Regions from separate parts of the Homo sapiens genome. Here all the other regions are linked to region 1. Evidence: chromatin loops called from intact Hi-C (ENCODE). Cell type or tissue: IMR-90. All regions are shown on one strand.

Evidence for each region. Hi-C counts contacts between places; a loop is a spot of excess contacts. Peaks named below come from ENCODE experiments on the same cell type or tissue, not always from the same donor. Only the 100,000 strongest peaks of a DNase experiment are listed, where the experiment ranks them.
Region 2: it touches region 1 in a loop (7-fold over the local background); 15 of 110 quality-filtered maps call a loop at or near these places.
Region 3: it touches region 1 in a loop (2.3-fold over the local background); 4 of 110 quality-filtered maps call a loop at or near these places.

The regions. Positions count from the first base shown.
Region 1 is chr17:61,387,860-61,392,859 of GRCh38, forward strand. It overlaps BCAS3 (BCAS3 microtubule associated cell migration factor), which reads left to right. Exons shown (of 24, transcript NM_017679.5): 24 at 4,118-4,972. The coding sequence ends at 4,266. Among named protein-coding and RNA genes, the nearest start is that of TBX2-AS1, 9.2 kb to the right of the region's middle. In IMR-90, a CTCF peak has its summit at 2,268 (motif pointing left); no DNase peak of the experiment used is centred here; H3K27ac peaks cover 135 bases.
Region 2 is chr17:60,969,743-60,974,742 of GRCh38, forward strand. The region is part of intron 14 of BCAS3 (BCAS3 microtubule associated cell migration factor); the gene reads left to right. Among named protein-coding and RNA genes, the nearest start is that of BCAS3-AS1, 160 kb to the right of the region's middle. In IMR-90, a CTCF peak has its summit at 2,227; a DNase peak (open chromatin) is centred at 2,229.
Region 3 is chr17:60,898,930-60,903,929 of GRCh38, forward strand. BCAS3 (BCAS3 microtubule associated cell migration factor) reads left to right here. Exons shown (of 24, transcript NM_017679.5): 11 at 3,691-3,774. It also overlaps the pseudogene RN7SL448P. Among named protein-coding and RNA genes, the nearest start is that of BCAS3, 220 kb to the left of the region's middle. In IMR-90, a CTCF peak has its summit at 2,413 (motif pointing right); a DNase peak (open chromatin) is centred at 3,062; H3K4me3 peaks cover 268 bases.

The sequences.
Region 1 (5,000 bases):
CCCAGGGGACCACATCCCTGGAGAGTGCAAGGTCACAATGAGGTGACTGGGTCTAGCCACTTGCCTGGAAGCCACTCCTCCTCTCCTGCCCTACTTTGGGGCCTGGAGAACAAGCTCTTTTAAAGCTTCTCCCACTGACCAGAATCTCCACACCTCTAAGGGGGGAGGTGGCTGGGGACACTTCCCTCATTTCCTGCCACAGAGCCCCCAGCACTCTCTTTCGGGCCCTGGCAGGTTCCTGATGGACTTCCCCAACAGGTCCACCTCAACCGCAGGACAGCTGCTCAGACCTGGAGGTCTTGGGAGTGGGGGAGGAGGGCAGCAGCCAGGAGTTGGGCCACTGAGTCAGAAGGTCCAAGGGCATCCCTGAAAACTGCAGTCTGTTTCCCTGTCCTCCTCCAGCAACCCACCTGCATGGGGTCCCATCTGGCACTGCATGGGCCGTAGGTCCCCAGCCCTCCCACTTCCTAAAACTGTTCTTCATGTTGAACCTGTGACTCCTCTCCCCCTCCCCCACTCTGAACGGGGTCTTGGCCCCCTCTGTCACAGCAGATCCATCTCTGGGACCCCCAAGACAGATTGGTCCCCAGCCCCTACACATGCATGTCACTGTCCTCCTTGACTGCAAACTCCCCCTCCTCACGGTGTGCCCCTGCGCCTCCTGACACCTCTCCACCTGCTTGCAGAGATCAGTGTACTTCTCAATCGTTGTCCATATCTTTTCCAAAAAGATTCCTCAATGCTTTTCTTTTCAAAAGGGAAAAAAAAAGGAAAAAAAAAACAATGCCAACAGCCCAGCGTCCGTGAGCAACCCAACAGTAACAAAGCATGCGTTCGGGATGGAGGAAGGTAAGGCCACACGTTTCCATTTGCCGCTTGCTCGTAGGGCTGGGCGGCCGGGATGACTTGGAGGGGGGAATCTGAGCAGCCCTCCTCCCCTCCACTTCCCACACACACCCCTGCCTGCAGGGGGAGGAGCAGAAGGGGTCTGAGAGGAGGCGTGGAGAAAAGCGCCCACAAAGCTGCCCCGGGGCCAGCAGGCCCCCGATTCTTTCAGTTAGTCTGTGTTGAAGAATGGGCCCCCACCTCCCCTTACCACATCATTCATTCATTCATTCATTCATTCATTCATTCATTCATTCATGCTAGAAATGTTTAGGGCACCCATGATTTTCCAGGCCACTAGGGATACAGAGTTAAGGCACAGAACCCCCCCGAGGGGGTCTCCCCTAGATGAGACACATGGGACGATGAGGGGGCCTGGGCTAGGAGTCAGCACAGCGCAGGGTAGGGTCTGGCAGGCTCTGCTCGGGGGACAGGACGGGCTCACAGAGGAGTGGACACTCGTGCTAAGCTTTGGAAGATGAGTAGGTGTTCTGGGGCTTTGTAGAGCAAGTTACATGAACACAGGCCCAGAGGCCTAGAACCACCTGGATGGGTCCAAACACCACACAGCTTCATCACTTTTGTGTCTCAGACATAATAACGGGTATCACTAGTGAGGGGTTGGCGGCAGGTCATGGAGGGCCATTTCACAGTGCTGGGGAGTTCAGACCTTGCCCTGGGAACTGTTAGGAGTGGCTGAAGGCTTTTACGCAGAGGAAAAGCAAGATGAGGGCTGTGCTGTACATAGCCCACTCTGGCTTTGGCACAGGGTGGGTGACCTGGAGTCAGGAGACTGAGGCGCACAGGGCAGGCTTAGCCAGGGCAGAGGCAGAGGAGGGAGAAGTTCAGCAGAGCCTTGGTTACCTTACCCTGGGATGCGGGGGCGAGGGAGAACGCTGCCCCCATCCTTCTTACCCGGGTCTAACTGGCAAAGGGAAAATGCGAGCAAGGCGCTCAGGTTGTCCCTGGCCCCCAAGAACAGGACATTCATCTTGTAAGCCCCTGGGTGGCTTTCCCTGCACTGTGGTGTGATGGGCTGGGGTGCATCCACGAAGACTCATTGGTGGGACCACCGAGGCTGCTGGGGTATTTGCTGGGGGCCTATGCCAAGGGACGGTGGGGGTGCCATGCCTGGGCCCGGGCTCCCGTTTCCTGGCTTCCTTGGCAGTGTGGATGTGGAGGCATTTTGCATCAAGGCCGTTAAAGCTGCCCCTGAGCTGTAAAAAGGGGCCAGCCTTCCCCATCCTGGTGGCCCTGCCTGCTCCTTCCTCGGGGGCTTTCTTCCTTAGGCCTGGCGGCCCGATCCTAAGGAAGCCCCTGCTTTTCTTGCGCCTGCCGGTGCTCTTCTCCCGCCCGCCTGGCCCTGCTGTCAGCGCCCCCTAGTGCCGGGCCGGCCGCGCATGAGGGCGGTGGGACAGATCGCCCACAACTCCTCGGCTTGCTTTTGGGGAAATAAGGCAACAGAGGGGTCTCTTGGAGTCTGGAGCTTCCATGTAAAATCCCCAGGGTCTACTCTTGGCTTTACCACCCTCTCCATCTCATGGCACGATGGCCTGTCCCCCCAGATTAGGGTGATACTGAAGGAGGAGCAGGAGAAAAAGATCCTATCTGCCTTGTTTTCTATCCATATCCAGATAGCTCTTGACTTTCCCAGGCAGCCAATGTCCCCTGGAGGTCAGGGACCATAGTCAGGCCCTCGGTCCCTGTCCACAGTCCCATCCCCCTACTTTCCCCAATTTGCCAAGAAGCCCTGGTGTCCCAGTGAACTGTCCCACCGAGACCCCGGCGACAGACTCGGCTGATGGATCCCAAGGGCCCCTCCCCTCCCCAGGCCCAGGTGCCCGCCTCCTCCCCACTCCACTCTGTGGCTGCTGCAGGCCTGCAGGGAGTCGGGGTCAGTGGTTCGTTGCTGGCTGGCTGGTGTTGGCCAGCCCAGGAGTGAAGGCCATGACCCCTTCATTCCCTAACCAGAGCCGGCTGTACTGCGCGTGTGGTGGCAGGGGGCCTGGGAGCGGTTGCAGGATGAAGACCAAGGTCTCAAGCCAGACCAGACGAGTGCAACGTTTTTGCACATCTTGCTGTTTCAAGTGACTGCTTTGAGGTCCTGCACTCCTGGGTGGACAGGCCAGACTCCTTCAGTCACAGGCAGGCATCCCTTGGAGAAGGAAAGGTTGCAGGTCTACATATCTTGGCTTGGGGCAGGCTCCAGAGACTGCCCGGTGTGTGTGTGCCCATATGTCAGAGCCCCCGGGGGAGACTGAAAGGGAATCGGAACTGACCACCTTCAAAAAGCCAAGAAGTAATTGGTTCTTCCTTGCACTCAGCAAGCAGGGAATTCCATTCCCAACCCACCTACCCCAGGACCTGACTTGGGTCAAGAGATGGTAGGACAATTGAGCGGCCCACAGCTGAATTAGATGGATCAAGCTGCCATATCTGAGGTGGCAACATGGATGTGCAGGGCCAGGGAGGCAGAGGAGGAGGAGGGCGGGACTCCCTGCCTGCCCTTCAGGTTGATGCTGAGGGGCCTCCAGGAGACTTGGGGCCTAAGAGGAAAGGAGAAAGGAGGCACTTCAGGCAGACAGGGACCCTCTCTTCATTGGAGCAGGCCCCTCTCAAACCAGGCATCCCCTCCCAGGGAAACAGGACACTTGGCAGGAGGTGCCAAAGATGAGCCAAGACCTGGCCAGCAGATGGACTGTGTGGGTGAGCATGAGTGAATGAGTGAGTGGCAAAGCCAGGCAGAAGCTCTAGGCACAGGCAGGGCAGGAGAGAGGTGGGGACAGATCAGGCAGGGATGCTGCAAGCCCTCCCGTGTCCTAGCTTCTCCCCGCCTGCCTCCCCTGTAGAGCCGGGACAGAAGGCACTGTGGAGTTGGGGGCATGCTGGCTGAGCATGAGTGTGTGCAGGCGTGGGTACGGGCTCATGAAGAGCTGTGTAGTCCACACACATCGTCAGGGTGGCCGTGCTTCGGGCCTAAAGGGCTTCCCGCAGCAGGGAGACGGTGCTCTCACACCAGAGTCTGCCAGCCAGGGGGCTTTCCCTCCCCTGGCTGAGCCTTCCTGTGACCTGAGCTGCCCCCTGCCCATCCAGGGAGCAGGCGGGGATCCCCCTGCGGAAGGACACAAGTGAACCCAGAATGGTGCCTCAAGGCAGGCAGCCTGGCCCAGATGGTGCCCCCACTCCCCAGACCCAACTCTAACCAGGCCTGGCCCTCTCCTGTGTCTTGCAGAACTTCAGCGAGAGGGAAGCATCGAGACTCTGAGTAACAGCTCAGGCTCCACCAGCGGCAGCATACCAAGAAACTTTGATGGCTACCGATCTCCGCTGCCCACCAATGAGAGCCAGCCCCTCAGCCTCTTCCCGACTGGCTTCCCGTAGGTACCAGCAACCTGCTTCTGACTGGCCAGCCCCCTCCCCTGCTGGAGGAGGGGAGAAGCCCCGCTCTGGTCCTACCCTTCAGTCTCTGCTCTTCCTTCATCAACCACCTTCCCCAAGCTTAGTGACAGCAGCCGCCCATCCTACCTGGATGGAGAAGAGACCCTTCTCCAAGCACCTCAGCGCACTTGCCCTCTGCCACACCTGTCGGTGGAGGCTGTGGCCAGGAGAGACTGTAGAAGCTCGGTCCCTGTGTATGTTTGCATATGACATCCTGCATTGGATCCGCTTTTGTATTTTTTAACCATACCCACGGTGGGGCGGGTGGGGGGAGCCTGGAACAGTGACCAGATCTGGGGGCCTGAGTGGGGACAGAGTTGATCGTCCACCTGGCCATTTTGACCCTGAGTGGACAGTCACAGCCTCAGCTCATGTCTGGCTGTGACACACACTGCCCCCAGCTTCCCTTGGTCAGCCCCACTCCAGCACGGGGTGAACGGAGGCCCAGAGTACTAGGGAAGGAGGAAGGGAGGACATGCCTCTTCTTCCTCCTTTCTTTCCCCATCTGTTCATGGGAAGAGTTTGTCTTTCTTATCTTTAAGCCCCTTTACCCTGGTCCTGTACTGATCAGTGAAGGAAACCGTGGTTACTGAGGCCCTGTTGAAAAGTGCACGTCTTGTCCAATAAATCACGCTGCAGTTGGTGTCCATCCCTGAGTTGCTGGGGTAAGGGTCCTC
Region 2 (5,000 bases), 420 kb before region 1:
TTCTGAAAACCAAAGTAAGGAGGAAATCTTGAAAGTAGGCAGACAAAAGTAATGCATTGCACACACAGAAAGTACATTTTAACACACTATTGACTTCTCACTGGAAACCATGGAAGTCAGAAGACAGTGGAATAACATGTCTGAAGGACTCAAAGAATAAAATATTGGCCACCTGAAGTTTTCCATCAAACAACAATATCTCTCAAGGATGAAGGAGCAGTAAAGGCGAGACATCCACACTGTAAATTATGCTAATGGCACATAATACCAGAAGCAAACTTGCAGCTTTAGGAAATAGTGAAGAATATGGTCATTTCTTGTTGAATAGAAAGGATGATTTTTCCCTTTTAAAAATTTGTGTCTAATATATGGGAATGATTGAATTATTTTGTTGGTATTGTATTATATGTACATGTAATACATATGACAACTATAGCACAAAGATGGAGGGTGCTAGGGTGGAGGCAGGTATATGGAGCTGTACTATTGCAAGGTTCAACATTGCTATACATAAAAAATCAATGCTTCAATGAAAATGGCATACTAAAAAATGTTCAGTTAATACAAAAGACAGGAAAGGAAAGGCAGAAGCACAAGAAAAAGAGGGATAAACAGAAAACAGATATTAAATGGTATATCAAAATTCAACCATATAGAAATTAAATATTAATGTACTCCAATATAAAGGAAGAAATTGCCTATAAGGTAGTGTTGAATATAGAGACATTAATATGATAGTAAATGTATATTAAAAGATACATCATCCAAATAAGAAACATAAGAATATTGGAAATTCAACTATATTAGTATCAACTAAAATAGAATTTAAGACAAAGCCTATTACCAGAGATATTTTGTACTGTTCAAAAGTCAAATTATCAGGAAAATTTAAATGTATGCACGTAGACTCAGTTTTAAATGCACATAATTTAAATGCATCTTGACATTTTGGGCTGTATGATAAAAAATAAAATAAATGTATGCATCTAAAACTGAGTTTTAAAATACATTAAATAAAATCAGAATTAATAGGATGAATAATTCTACAATCAGCATTGTTGATTTTAATACCACTTTCTTGATGTTGATAGAATAGAGAAAAAAGACATAAATTATTAGAGTAACACTACTAGCTACATTGGCCTATTAGATAACCAAACCCAACAACTGCAGAATACATATTATTTTCAATTATGACATCATGCCTAGTTTGAATGGATATGAAACAGTGGATAATAGATGATACTTAAGTCAGAGGCAAAACATTTATTATGGATGGATTTGGATGGCAATCACAGTGCAGTGCAGGGTACTGTAGGCTTGATAAGCAGCTTGATTCCAGTCATTTCCATCAGTGAATAGAACCTTACCTTGGCTGTGAGTGATCCAGATTGTTCAATTAGCAACTATGATTTGTTTGCAGAACTCATGGCCCCAAAGAGGTGCATCTGTAGTCTGCGAGTGTTTAGTCTTCCTTGTGGCAGATGAGACCACTGGCCAGGCCATTGCCAACTGAGGAAAAGTCAGTAAAAATGAAACTTCTAGAGGGTTTTCAGAATTAGGAGGCGGCGAACTTTTTCTTTAAAGGACCAGATAATAAGTATCTTTGACTCTGCATTCCATATTGTCTCTATACTCAGTTCTCCTGCTGTCATACAAAAGCTTCCATAGGCAGTACATAAATGAATGGGCACAGTTGGCCCACCGACATAGTTTTTACCTAACCCTGAATTAAAGCTGGGGTGATGGCTTTGCATTATTCTATCATGCTGGTTGCTCCTTATTTCAATCAGCCTTCCAGAGTTGTTGGGGTTATACAGCTATCAAGGCCCAGTGGGCATCATCAGGTTTCATCTTAGCTGAGCCATCAGTCAATCAGGCCCAGGTATTTAAAGGAAGCTCTGTGAATCCAGTGCCTCTTGAGCCAGTGGCATGCTTCTGACAGTGGAATAAAAGATAAAGTGGCTGTAATACCCAAGGTTCTGCTCAACCAGACTGGCTGTACTCTGGAATATACCATTTCCATTTGAATAGCGGTCCCTGTTGGTTGGGCTCTTCCCACCTTGTTCATTTTCAAATTTTAGTTGACCCATCCCCAAGTAGGTCTAGAAAGTCACAAGGCCTCCATGGGTCAGTTGTTCAATTACAATTAGAACTTTGTAGCTGGTTAATAGCAGCCTTCTAAAAAAGGGAGTGTACTTGGTGGCTGCATCAGGCAGGTGGCGATGTTGTACTGAGATAACACCTCTGAGTACTTCAGCAGCCATTAAGTCTTTACCTAAACATTTTACTCTTGGAATCCTACGTTGTTTCTGGCATATAATATGGGAAGGAACTGGAAGTCTAGTAGGTGGTCTGTTGTGCAGTTGTCCCACTATCACCTTGGTGTACATGTTCGATGATATCCTCTGGCACAAGCATTTAAGTACAGTCATGTAAGCCATTAATACCAGTTATATATTCACCAACATAAGTCAAAATGATAGTACATTGAATCGGACTAAAGGGTCCCACCATTTTATATCCCATTCCAGTGTATTTTTCCTCCATGAAAAGCATGGACTAGCGTTTTTAATGTGCACATGCCAGTTGCTCCAGTGACAATTGCCCTTCAGTAATGTTATCCCCTGTGCATGGCAGGGGAAGCTACCCTTTGCATAAGGTGGGACAGCTAGGATGTTGGGCTTTTATCTCACTTGGCCTTTTTTTTTTTTTTTTTTTTTTGAGACAGGGTCTTGCTCTGTCACGTAGGCTAGAGTGTAGTAGTGCAATCATTGCTCACTGCAGCCTTGAACTCCTGGGCTCAAGAGATCCTCCACCTCAGCCTCCCAAGTAGCTGGGACTACATACAGTTGCATACCACCATGCCCAGCTAATTTTTATAAAAATTTTTTAGAGAGGCTGTTGCTATGTTGCCCAGGCTGGTCTTGAATCCATGGCCTCAAGAGATCCTCCCACTTTGGCCTCCCAAAGCTCTGAGATTGCAGGCATGGGTCACTGTGTCCAGCCCGAAAGTGCACGTGTTTTTATCAGTTCTGAAGGATAAAAAATGTTGAAGTACATGGCTGGGAATGTTTCTAGAACTTGTATTTTAATTCCCTTTTTTATATTTCTATATGTTTTCATTAAACATAACCTCATCAAATGGCTTGGACTTTGGCAAGGTAGTTATTGCTATATGCAGTTATCTTTATGATAACTCTCTTCGTCTTGAGACTTTTTATCCGAGCATTGCTCTTGGGTTTTCTTTCTTTTCCAGTAGGGTTAGAAAGGGCGTTGTTATTGGAATCATTAGGCATACTTTTGGCCATAGAAAGAAAACCACATTTAACAATGGTTTTTTAAAATCAGTGTTTATTTTTTATCACGTTATAAAATGTTTGCTGCTGGTCTTGGCTGAATGATGTCTATGTGACTTTTTTTGCTCTTTCCCTCATGATTCCTTTATAAATGTCACTTCCCTGGGCATCATTTCAGACTTCAAGGCAATAAGAAGGGGAGAAAGGGCACCATCAGTGATGTTAATTTCCTTTATCAGGAAAGCAGATACTGTTCCAGAATCCTGCAATAGCCACCTGCCTTTGAGTGATCATAACTATGTCACCACTTGTTGTAAAAGAGGCTAGGCAATCACAGATTAAGTATCTGTGGTGGCATCCAGTGAAGGAGTGAATGTTGGAGATGGATGTTGGATTTGCCTCTCAGTAGTTAAATCTATATAATCATCACCACAATCAAGATATAGAATAGTTTTCTTATCTCAGAAACAACTTTCCTCCTGCCCTTTTTCGTCAGTGCTCTCTGCCCTGCTGCTGCCCTAGACATTGCTATTACCTTATTATTAATATATATATATATATATATATGTATGAAGGAGTCTTGCTCTGTCCCCCAGGCTGGAGGTCAGTGGTGTAATCTCAGCTCACTGCAACCTCCACCTCCCAGGTTCAAGCGATTCTCCTGCCTCAGCCTCCTGAGTGGCTGGGATTACAGGCGCATGCACCACACCCGGCTAATTTTTGTGTTTTTGGTAGATACAGGGTCTCACCATGTTGGCCAGGCTGGTCTTGAACCCCTGACCTCAAGTGATCCACCTGCCTCGGCCTCCCATAGTGCTAGGATTATAGGCGTGAGCCACCACACCCTGCCTAAAAATATTTTTTCTGTAATTTCTAAGGTTTGATATGGGGTTGGAGGGAATGCTGTTGCTGGTCACTTTATTTTCTAACTTGGTATTGCTGATCAGTACCAGAGTTATTATTTAAGTATTCTAAAAATGCATATTTCTTGGTCATCCCCCCTCCTACCCAAATAACTGCTGAATCATAATTCTGAAGATGTGACCACAGGATCTGCATTTTGTACAGATCATCTAAGTGCTTCTTATCACACTAAAGTTTAACAATCTCTGCTTCAGGTTTTTTTAGGATGTTAAATAATCCCAAAATGTTATCATTCTTATTAATTGAGGTTGTTATTGAGTTTTTGGTGGTGAATTCACAGCCTTATAAGATGCTGATTTCTACATCTTAGATGCTGAAATGTAGTAACATTTAATTCTAGTACCCAATCCTCTTGTTTCATATGTACTTTGACTTCAACCCATTTTGTGAATTAATTTTTTTAAGTTTTGATAAAATGTTGAACATAGATGAAAACACTCTTTAGAAATTTTATGTTCCATGTGAGTATATCTACTATATTAGATATTGGTTTCCCCAAATATTACAGTTTTGAATTCTCAAATCGATGAAATATTTAAAAATGAATAACTCAGATTACATAAAGTATTTGTATAAATCGGAATTACTGGACTATGACTACAGTACGTTTTAAAGAACAAATATCTTAGCATTTTAGAGGCCTAATTGGTTTCTGATTAGCCAAATTTTATATCATTATAATGAGAAATGTGAGATATTATAAATATGCTAAATAATACAGGAAACATTTAATGAATGGTAAATTACATAACCTAACATAAATTTGCAAAACATTTA
Region 3 (5,000 bases), 490 kb before region 1:
ATAAGGCCCAACCTCAGACCCCCTGGAGGAGTGCTTATGTACCCAAAGAAGTGGATTGGTTTGGGCAGTCCCAAGGACCCTGGGTTATGAGTTCTGTCTTTGGGGGTTGAAGGCAGAACTAGGCTGGGTGGGCTTGTTCTCAGGCTCCCCAATGATGAGAGCAGATACCAGCCATGGTGGGTGGGGACAGGGTAATCCTAGGATCAGTTTTTGGGTGAGGGGCCCTGAGGCTGCTTATGGAGAGGGTAGGTCTGGCCTCAGTGGCCACAGCTAGGCTGGTAGGTGGGGAAAATGTGTCTCTTTCACACCCCAGTCCCAGTGGGGCTCACCCCCCAGTCCCGGTGGCAATGGCATATACCTGTCTCACCCCCATCCCTGGCTGCAGGAGCCTCTGCCCAGCTCGCAACCAAGTCTTAGTGGCAACTCATGCCTGCTCATGTCTCAGTCTCTGGCCTGGCAGCACTTGCTTCCCTGCATTGGTAGCTGCTACAGCCAATGCTTTACTCGATTCTCAGCCCCTAGTGCGGGAATGAGCCCAGATCACACCCTAGTCCCAGCAGTGACAGCCTGAGATTTTTTTTTTCCTGAGATGGAGTCTCGCTCTGTTGCCCAGGCTGGAGTGCAGTGGCGCAATCTTGGCTCACTGAAACCTCCACTTCCTGGGTTCAAGCAGTTCTCCTGCCTCAGCCTCCTGAGTAGCTAGGATTATAGGCATGCACCACCATGCCTGGCTAATTTTTGTATTTTTCATAGAGACAGGGTTTCACCATGTTGACCAAGCTGGTCTCTAACTCCTGACCTTGTGATCTGCCCACCTCAGCCTCCCAAAATGCTGAGGTTACAGGTGTGAGCCACCACTCCAGGCCCCTGATTTTTTTTTTTTTAACACCTCAGTCCCAGTGCTGCTAGGCCCCAGAGCAGCATGCCATCTGCCAAAAACCAGGTTTGAAAATGATGTCTTGCTGGGCATGGTGGCTTGTGCCTGTAGTTCCAGCTACTTGGGAGGCAGAGGTAGGAAGATTGCTTGAGTTCAGGAGCTCTGGGCTGTAGTGCACTATGCCAATCAGGTGTCTGCACTAAGTTCAGCATCAATATGGTGACCTCATAGGAGTAGGGGACCACCAGGTTGCCTAAGGAGGGGTGAACCAGCCCAGGTTGGAAATAGAGCAGGTCAAAATTCCCATGCTGATCAGTAGTGGGATTGCACCTATGAATATTGCACTCCAGCCTGTGCAACATAGTGAGACGCTGTCTCTTAAAAAAAAAAAAAAAGAAAGAAAGAAAAGAAAAAGAAAATATTGTCTTGCTATAGCCACTTAGGTATCAGAAAGTGTATAGGACCCAGTACAAGCTCCCTCCCTGGAGCAGTTCTGTTGGAGAGTCTCCTGGCAGCTCCCTATGTTAAGTTTCAGGGCCTGGGAGGGTAGAGGGTCTCTTTCCTGGCTAAGATTGCATGGTTCCATGGTTGGGGATGTGGGCCGCTGGAATTCTCTTACTTACCCTTGCCTTGTGTTGGGAAGCCACTCCCAGCTCCCAGCCTATCCTAGCCAAGCAGGCTACTTGTCTTCCTTCTCCTACCCACTTTTGGTGTTTCCTGTTAGTTCTCTGTTGAATTCCAGTGTTTTACCTTGGACAGTGTATTTGAAGTGTGATTCTCTATGCACTATTTTGGTTCTTCTAAGTGGAAGAGGTGAGCATGAAATGGTGTTTGACCAAAGTCTATATCCCTTTCATTCACAAATGATAACGTATATATGCTCTTTGGCAAACTGCTTTTTTTTTTCTTTTGCTTAACAATATTTCCTGGAAATTAGTTCATTTGATAGAATTTTGCACTATTTCTATAGTGCAAAATTCTGACTCATCTTTGATTTTGTTGAACCAAGATACAAATGTAATTTTCTGATGATTCTAAATTTAGACCAAAATTTCTGACTTAGTTACTTTTGTGTAGAACTGCTGACTCAGTTGTAGTTGAATTTGAAAGGTAAGAATAGGGCTGGGCGTGGTGGCTCACTCCTGTAATCCTGGCACTTTGGGAGGCTAAGACTGGTGCATCACTTGAGGCCAGGAGTTTGAGACCAGCCTGGCCAACATGGGGAAACCTCGTCTCTACTAAAAATAAACAAAAAAAATCCAGGCGTGGTGGCATGTGCCTGTAATCCCAGCTACTTGGGAGGCCGAGGCGGGAGAATTACCTGAACCCAAGAGGCAGAGGTTTCAGTGAGCTGAAATCATACCACTGCACTCCAGCCTGGGTGACGGAGTGAGACTCTGTCTCTTAAAAAAAAAAAAAAGAAAGGTAAGAGTGTTGTTGTTGTTGTTGTTGTTTTTTACATATTTGTCCTTGAGTATTTTAATTACCAGAAGCAGGGAATAAGTAATAGCCTTTCTTTTCTTGCTTATGCAGCAGGAGGCAGCAGAGGAATAATTTTCATAATTATTTGAATGTGTATTTGTGGATGAATGAGTGAGCAAGAGAGAGATTCTTTTTATTTGCTAAAATGATCACTTTTCAAATTCTTTATTGTACTCTATGTGAAACCACATTTGATGATCACCTGACATTTGGAAAATTCCTCACTTCTCTCTTTCAAATCTATTTAAGCAGTCATTCAGTGTGATGTAACAGAGATTGCTTAAAAAAATCTTGACTTTGCATATCATACTTTTAAGGGTGTTCCATTCTATTATAATATATTACTATTGCTTTCAGGGATGTTTAAAATAACAATGTCAGTGATGAAGAAAATTTTGAATTAAGAATAAAAGGATTACATATCAGTCTTCATCAGAGGACCTGGTTTTAAACAATGTAAAGCATTTTTAATTTTTACTTTTTGTGAGATATAGATTCTTCGTGAATTCCAGAGGTTCTAAAAAACTCATAATGTGGTGCAGTTCTAATACTCTACCCTTGTCATTTTGTTTTTTAAAAATGTTAAACATACAAATCTGGCTAATGACATTTTTTGCTAAATATAGGAAGTAGAGGACCAGTGGAGAATTTAATCCTGGTTTATTGCGTAGCATGTGAAATAATCATGCATATCAAAGTAGTGATTCATTTTGAAAATTGGCAGTTTGCTTTATTTATGTCAGTCACAAATAAGGATATGTCTTTTTCATTCCTAATGGTAAAAGTTTAAGCTCTCTGAAGTGGACAGCTAATATACTTGTCATAGTTGATTTATGCGTAATTTGTAATGCTTTTCCACTGACACAATTGAAAATATAAATATGGCAAAATCTTTTGTCTACTTTTTATGTTTTCTTTTATAATCTTTGTGGAGGAGTTAACAGGATAAAACATCTAATTTGTTAGCATGTCAGATATTTAAGTTAGGAAGTCATGTGTAAGTCCTTTGATTACGTTTTTAAAATTTATTTGTGGAAAGGCCACCAGACCCCAATCCTACCATTTCAGAGTTTATGGATTCTTAAAGACCATTCTTCTTGTAATGAAAACCGTAGTTGAGCATGAAACTGCCTGAGTGGCACCAGTAGATTATAAAAAGGGGTAGAAGTGTCTCGGCAAAGCTTTTAGCTGTTTGTCTGAAATACACTCATGCAAACATTCCCACCCATCACCATCACTGTTCACGGAAAATAAGCTCTATCCTGATAGCCTGTAGAGTTAAACAGATTAATAGAAATGACGTTCTGCTTCTCTCTCTCTCTTTTTCTCAGTTGATTCGATGTCATCAGTCCCGTGGTGGAGCCTGTGGAGACAACATTCAGTCTTATACTGCCACAGTCATTAGTGCTGCTAAAGTGAGTACCTCCGAAATCTTGGAGAGTTGTGGTTATGTGTAGTAATTGTTCAGATTTCTCTCCTGAATTATATTTTCTATTGTAATGATTGTAGTGCTTGTACTTATCCAATTTTAAAGATTTTAAGTCTGTTAACTAGCTTCAAGACTGTTACCTAATTAATACCACATTTGGAAGAAGCTTTCCATGTTTTAAACAGTGACTTCTGGATTCTCTGTGATTTGCATCGTTCTGCCTACACTGACATCCCTTTGCATCTTTGAACATTTCAGAGTCTTCTTCTCATGAAAAGAATATTATTCCCTATGAAAACTTGAGTCAGTCCCTCGTCACATTCAAAGATTCTTTTATATCAAGGGGCTGCCCCTTCATGTTTGTCAAGTGAGCTCTTTTTTTCATGTGTGTGAGGGTTAATTTTGATGATGTCTGGTAAACTTTATGCTGATTATAAGGTATTCTTGTAACCACTATCCTTTAGAATTGTGAAGTATACAACAAAACAATTCTAATAATAGGAATGACAGAGTGAATCTAAAAGACAACATATAATAGAAAGCACAACCATTCAGAAAAGAACAACAGTTTAAAGCAAACCACAGAGTGGGAATCAAAGGTCACACTGTTTTATGTAAAACAAATACAAAAATACTTCATATTTGATCACAGACGCTTACATGATGCGCTTCAGAATGTGTTCCTTGGTTTGATGAGAGAAGCATTACATATTTTTCACCCAAAAGGGAATTAACCATTAGGTCTTTATGCCTATAGCACTATGAGTTTTTAGATTTCAGAAATCTTTTTTCTTTTCTTAAGACAGGGTCTCGCTCTGTTGCTCAGGCAGGAGTGAACACCCACCTCAGCCTTCCAAGTAGCTGGGACTACGGGCGCATGCCGCCACGCCTGGTTTGTAGAGACAGGGTTTTGCCATGTTACGCAGGCTGGTCTTGAACTTCTGAGCTTAAGCAATCCACCCACCTCAGCCTCCCAAAGTGCTGGGGTTACAGGTGTGCATCACCGCACCCAGCAATTGCAGAAATCTTAATAAAGATTGCTTACTTTTCTCCATTGTGTATAGAAAAATTATGATGGTTATTTCAATGAAGAGCTGAGAGAGAGTATTTAGAAAACATCTTCAGTATTAGTCTACTCATTTATCCACAAAATACAACGAGATCTTTTTCTCAAGTATTAGACTCCTTTTAGACTTGTCTATCTCATACACA